Regions from separate parts of the Homo sapiens genome. Here region 1 is linked to region 2. A link is a loop called in an ENCODE intact Hi-C map of the cell type or tissue named here. Cell type or tissue: HCT116. All regions are shown on one strand. Links, peaks and the distances in the headings refer to the core of each region. The heading gives the core; the rest is flanking DNA. Region 1 overlaps LINC02577 (long intergenic non-protein coding RNA 2577). Region 2 has its middle 11 kb from the start of DLD.

Evidence for each region. A loop is a pair of places that touch in the nucleus more often than their neighbours do. Peaks named below come from ENCODE experiments on the same cell type or tissue, not always from the same donor. Only the 100,000 strongest peaks of a DNase experiment are listed, where the experiment ranks them.
Region 1: a loop joins it to region 2, with 8 times the contacts of the local background. A loop is called at or near these places in 16 of 110 quality-filtered maps.

What each region holds. Positions count from the first base shown.
Region 1 is chr7:106,792,024-106,794,943 of GRCh38, reverse strand. All of the region lies in intron 1 of LINC02577 (long intergenic non-protein coding RNA 2577), which reads right to left. Among named protein-coding and RNA genes, the nearest start is that of LINC02577, 18 kb to the right of the region's middle. In HCT116, for the core only: a CTCF peak has its summit at 1,732 (motif pointing left); a DNase peak (open chromatin) is centred at 1,703.
Region 2 is chr7:107,878,303-107,881,222 of GRCh38, reverse strand. No RefSeq gene overlaps it. Among named protein-coding and RNA genes, the nearest start is that of DLD, 11 kb to the left of the region's middle. In HCT116, for the core only: a CTCF peak has its summit at 1,665 (motif pointing right); DNase peaks (open chromatin) are centred at 262, 682 and 1,662; H3K4me3 peaks cover 783 bases; H3K27ac peaks cover 754 bases.

The DNA.
Region 1 (2,920 bases), core at 230-2,729, 1.1 Mb after region 2:
CATCCTTCCTTACTTGGCCACCTGGAAGCTGTCAATCAACTGAACAACAAGCATCTAATGGCTGACAGTACTTGGAGCCAGTGCAATCAGCCTCAACCCCTTTGTTTATTTCCACTTGATGTTATTTGATGAAATGTCTCTTTGGATGAGAGCCTGGTATTCATTTCCCCAGGAAGTCTGGGGTCTGGGCTCACCACTCCACAACCCCCAGCCCTGCCCCACCCTCCAACTCTATCAAAGACTACCACTGCCTCCCTTCTGGCCTTCTCCCAGCATGGTGTAGCAGAGATCATGATTAACTGGAACAAAGTAAGACACAGGCATGGCATAATGAACGTGGTGATGCCAGATGCCCCTCCTAGGAAGGACTTGTTCTAGCTCTGGGAGTGCTGTCAGCAGACAGTTGTCAGGTACCAACCCTTCAGGTCCACCTCAGTTGCAGAGAGCTGCCTTCCCCAAGGCCATTCCCTCCTGTGAGGCCCATATCCAGTGACTGATGGAGACAGGTGTAGAAAAGCCTGGCTCTTTGGCCCAGTGCTGGCCAATCCTTCCACCCTCCCCTTCTCTCCATAGGTACTAATCCTAAGGGCACTTCCTAGCAAACACCTACAACCTGAGTTCCCAGAGAACCCACCTTGCTAAACATGAGTTTGAATTTCATCTTAATGGCTCCTGAGGCCTGTGGCTTTGGGGAGACAATCACTTATTTTTTGTAAGGCTTAATGTCTTCATCCAATAAATGGGAATAATAGTAACTTCATAGGATTATTGTGTATGCGGAGTAATCCCTCATAAATATTAGATATCATAATCTTGGGCAAGTTTATGGCTTCTGGGAGCCTTGGATCCTTTATGCAAAAATGAGAACAATACTACTTACATCTCAGGATTTTGGTTAGACTTGTATGACATAATGTATGTCTTGTTACATGCGCAATAGATAAGAGCCCCCGCCCCCCACCATTTTCCCTTTAAAATACCCACGGAACCTTTATATAGTGAATTAAAAAAATAAGTTGTGTTTATTTTCTTTTTCTGTATTGCTTGCCCTTCATCAGTGTATAGGACATTTGTATTTGGAGGAGAAAAACTGAATGCAGAACAGAAAGGCAGGAGCTAGGGTGGAACCCTGGATTTGTGGCTCTGTTCTCTTTCGTCACAGCTCAATGGCCAGCTCCTCCGGGAAGCTCACCCTGACTAACTCAGTGCATTCTGCAAATTATTCATGCAACCATTGATGACCATCTCTTTTTCCTTGATTCACTTTTTTAGTTCTTATAATAATATATTTTCATGAATTACAGGATTTCTATGTTCTTATTGTAAGCCTCTGAGAAGCAGAGACGGTGTCTGTTTTTTAAGAGAGTATGCCTGGTGGAATACTACCATTTTCCCTGGGAGTGTTCATTTGTTACTGTGCTAGTTACCAGCAACGAACTCTTCCAACAGTGCTGAGTCCTCCTGCAGCCCCGAGATGCTCCAGGAATTCCCGCTGAATTGACAAGAAATCTGAGAGCCAGATGGGGCCTTCTGAGGCCCCCCAGTCCAACTCTGATCATCTTACCTTTCTGGAAACTTATTTTTGGTCATCTCCTTCCCTCATTTAAAGGCTCATGTGAAAATTTTTGCAAACCCATCTTTATTGTATCTTCTGTATTTTATAATTTGATAACTCTCAATTTTTAAAAAAGCTTGGTCAGTTCTAGGAACATTGTCTTACACTGACACCTGCTGGGCAGGTGGAAAAATAACAGGTACCTGTAACACTAGTGTCTTTTAGGACTAGAAGCAGAGAAACTCCATTCATCTTTCTTTAATAAGCATCTTTCTTACAACTATCCTAATTTTAAGCTTTCCTTTCCCTCTTCTCCCACTAAACCTAAAGTCTGGATTTTATATTTCTTGATGACTCTATTGCTAAAAGCCTATAGCACCATTAAACAACATCATTTCATAGATAACACTTAATGCTTAATGATGAACAATAATCCCGCTCATTACCTGTGACCTTGGTTCTGCAAGCACTATACCTCCAAACAACTGAGCTGTCGAGTGGGCCCCATGAAAAGTAGGTGGCCATTTTTAACCCTGGATTCACCCAGTTGGCCGGAACTGTGAGGCCATCTGATCTGGATCAGAGTGTCTCGGTGATGGAAGGAAGAGTCATTCAGTGTGAATGTCAGAGTTCTTATTTTGAAAGTTTTTCCAGGGATCACGACCCCAGTAAAAATTTATTTAAGTGTTTCATCATCCTAATGAGACTTTGTTATAAACCATGTCTCTCTCTCTCTGCTTTTATTTAAACACTTTTTTTTTCTGTCCAAACAAATTCCAGCTCTAATAGTCCTTTTATTCCAGGAAAGGATGGACAAACAAGTAAATAAAGTATATGATTTGTCAAATGATCATAAATGCTAAGTTTTACAAAAGGGCAGGAAGGAAGATAAGGATTGCGTGTGTGTGTTTGGGGAGGTGGTTGCTTACTGCTTATAGAGCCGTGTGGGGGATAAGGGCTGACCCAGGAGCCTTGGGTTTCTTGTGGTGACATAAACAAGGTTAGAAAGTATGCCGAGGCTGAGGCAGGAGGATCACTTGAGCCCAGGAGGTGGAGGTTGCAGTGAGCCAAGATCGTGCTATTACATTCCAGCCTGGGTGACAGAGACTCTGTTTCAAAACCAAAAAAAAAGTATGCTGAGGTTTAGAAAAGACTAATCAATATCCTATTTATTATAAAAACTTTATGATATTTTAATTTATTATCATAAAAACTTTACCAGATATACCAGTAGGCTATATTCTAATTATCCCCCTTACCAATCCCTTTCACTGTACTTTTTTGGGGTTTATTTAATAACTTAATCATTAAAAGTACTTTCTAGTTGGGTCCATACTTTTTTCCTGCAAGTGTTGATTTAGAGAG
Region 2 (2,920 bases), core at 230-2,729:
GCCTCCTGAGTAGCTGGGACTACAGGAGCCCGCCACGCCTGGCTAATCTTTTTATTTTTAGTAGAGACGAGGTTTCACCATGTTAGCCAGGATGGTCTCGATCTCCTTACCTCGTGATCCGCCCGCCTCGGCCTCCCAAAGTGCTAGGATTACAGGAGTGAGCCACCGCGCCCGGCCGAGAGTAAATCTTAAGTGTTCTTCACACACACACACGCGCACACACACACACACCGGTACTGGTCCTTGGCCTGTTAGGAACTGGGCGGCACACAGGAAGTGAGTGGAGGGCGAGTGAACGTTACTGCCTGAGCTCTGCCTCCTGTCACATCAGCCAAGGCATTAGATTCTCATAGGAGCGTGAACCCTACTGTGAACTGCGCATGCGAGGGATCTAGGTTGCCTGTTCCTTATGAGAATCTAGCTAAATGCCTGATAATCTGAGGTAGAAGTTTCATCCCGAAACCATCCCCCTTTTCTACGAAACCAGTCCCTGGTGCTGAAAAGTTTGGGCGGGGGGGACCGCTGCTTTATGGGAACTCCCATTCCATGTTTGAGGAATCCACTACAGTTTGAGACCAGACTCCATTAGCAAGCCCAACTGGCCACCCCTGGCTCTCCCGGCCTCTAGCAGCTAGAGCAGGCACGGAACCTAAGCTCTGCCAATCAGATGTATTCACCAGGACCCGAATCAAAATGGGCGGCACAAAGAAACCATGACAACTTAGAATGCACCCTACTGGCAGCAGCAGTGACTCTAGTGTCACTGGCCAGTGGTGGCAAGGTAGTGTCCTACTCATACCCTTCCTGTGGAAAATCTCAGCCGGGGCCATTTAGCTTTCTGCCAATTTGCCAAGCTCATTTCTCAAAACTTCATGTTAATTCTGTTGCTATTGGATAGCCTGCCAATAAGTTCCTTTTCTGCATAAGCGAACAAGAGATTTTTCTCAGGCTATTTGCAACCCAGAATTCTGACTGGTACACTACCATTTATTGAAAAGCCACCACATACCAGACACTTTAAGTGAAGTATTATTAGAAGTCTCATTTTCCTATTTTTTATTAGAAAGTCCTATTTTATTATTAGAATTATTAGTCCTATTTTATTATTAGAAGTCTCATTTGCCTATTTTATAGGCAAGGAAACAGAAGCCCAGAGAATTTAAATAGCATATCTAAGGTCACGTAGCCAGAAGTCCACTTAATCTGCCCCAATCTTTCCTCAGTTATATACTACATCACCAGACACAGTACTAATTGGCAGAGAATAGTGTCCCTGACTCTTCCTTTTTACTACCTCATATTCTTATTGTGGAAGACTTCATCCCTGGCATTCCCCTGTCCTGATTATGTAACCCAGGTTTCCTGGAATTGAATTCTCCCCTTCATTATGGAAAAAATCAGCCCAAATGGATTTCAGAGTTATTGCCATACAACTCACAGCTCTGGGTTTTGTTTAGGGAATAACTGTAATTCACTTCCTAATCATCTTTTTCCTGAGAAATTTCATTTTCTTAGATGGTGCTTAAACAACAACAAAATTGTGTCAAAATGCTAATCTAATTAATTGTGGTTGATTGAGTAGATAATAATGAGTCATAGTGTTAACAGTATCTAAGTGAGCAGAGTTTTAGAATCAAAAGGCACCAGCACCTTCTGCCCAGAAGAGGGCAACGTTCTCTCATTATGCTATCTGCAAAAGCTGGGAACTCCAAAAAGGAAATGTATATACTGTGGTAGGAACCGAAGGATTTACCATTAACGCTTCAAAATGATTCTAAATACAAAGTTATTAGGCCATGATGTGCCATACTCAATAATCAACAATTACCAAGTGTTTGTTGAGTGTTTGTTGGATATAAAATATTGCACAGGACACTGAAGGAAACACAAAAAAGTTATCAGCACATCTCCCTGATTTTATAAAGCTCATGATTTAGTTGAGGATATCAGGCATCTATGCAAGCAGTAAAGAAATATCGGCCAGGCATGGTGGCTCACATCTGTAATCCCAGCACTTTGGGAGGCCAAGGCGGGTGGATCACGATGTCAGGGGTTCAAGACCAGCCTGACCAACATGGTGAAACCCCATCTCTATTAAAAATACAAAAATTAGCTGGGCATGGTGGCATGCACCTGTAATCCCACCTACTCAGGAGGCTGAGGTAGGAGAATCGCTTGAACCCAGGAAGCAGAGGTTGCAGTGAACCAAGATCATGCCACTGCACTCCAGTGTGGGTGACAGAGCAAGACTTGGTCTCAAAAAAAAAAAAAAAAGAAAAGAAAAGAAAAGAAATATCAGACAACATGCCATCCTGGGCTGGATTTCCGTTCACACACGCCCCTTTCCACCTTTCTCCTCAAACCAGCAGTAGACATATGACTCACTCCTTTGCCTCCTTGAAGTCCTTATTCAAAAGTTACTTTCTCAGTGAAATCTGTCCTTACCACTCTAATGAAAATCGCAACACAACCCATTTCTGCCCTGCACTGTCATTCTCCTTGACCTGGCTTTTTTTTTTCCACAGCATTTATCATCTTCTAACATTCTATATAATTACTTTGTTGTGTTTGTTTTATAACATTTTCTCCTGCCAGTAGAATCTAAGCTACACAAGTACTAAGATTTCCATCTGTTTTGTTCAGATACATCCCCGGAGCCTGGAACAATGCCTTGCATGTAATAGGGACTCAAAAAAAATTGTTCAATGAATGAAAGTCAGTAGGAAAGATAAGTGCTGCAGGAATTTGGAGGTGGGGAGATGGTAAGTAAGGGGCCAGGGACCTGGGGGATGTCTTTGTGCAAGACGTAATTACTGAAATTGGATTTTGAAAGGTGGGTAGGATTTTGATAGAGGGAGATGAAAAGTCAGGGAGAATGTGACTCCTGAGGCCTAGAGACATCTGGGCAAAGAGGAATAAA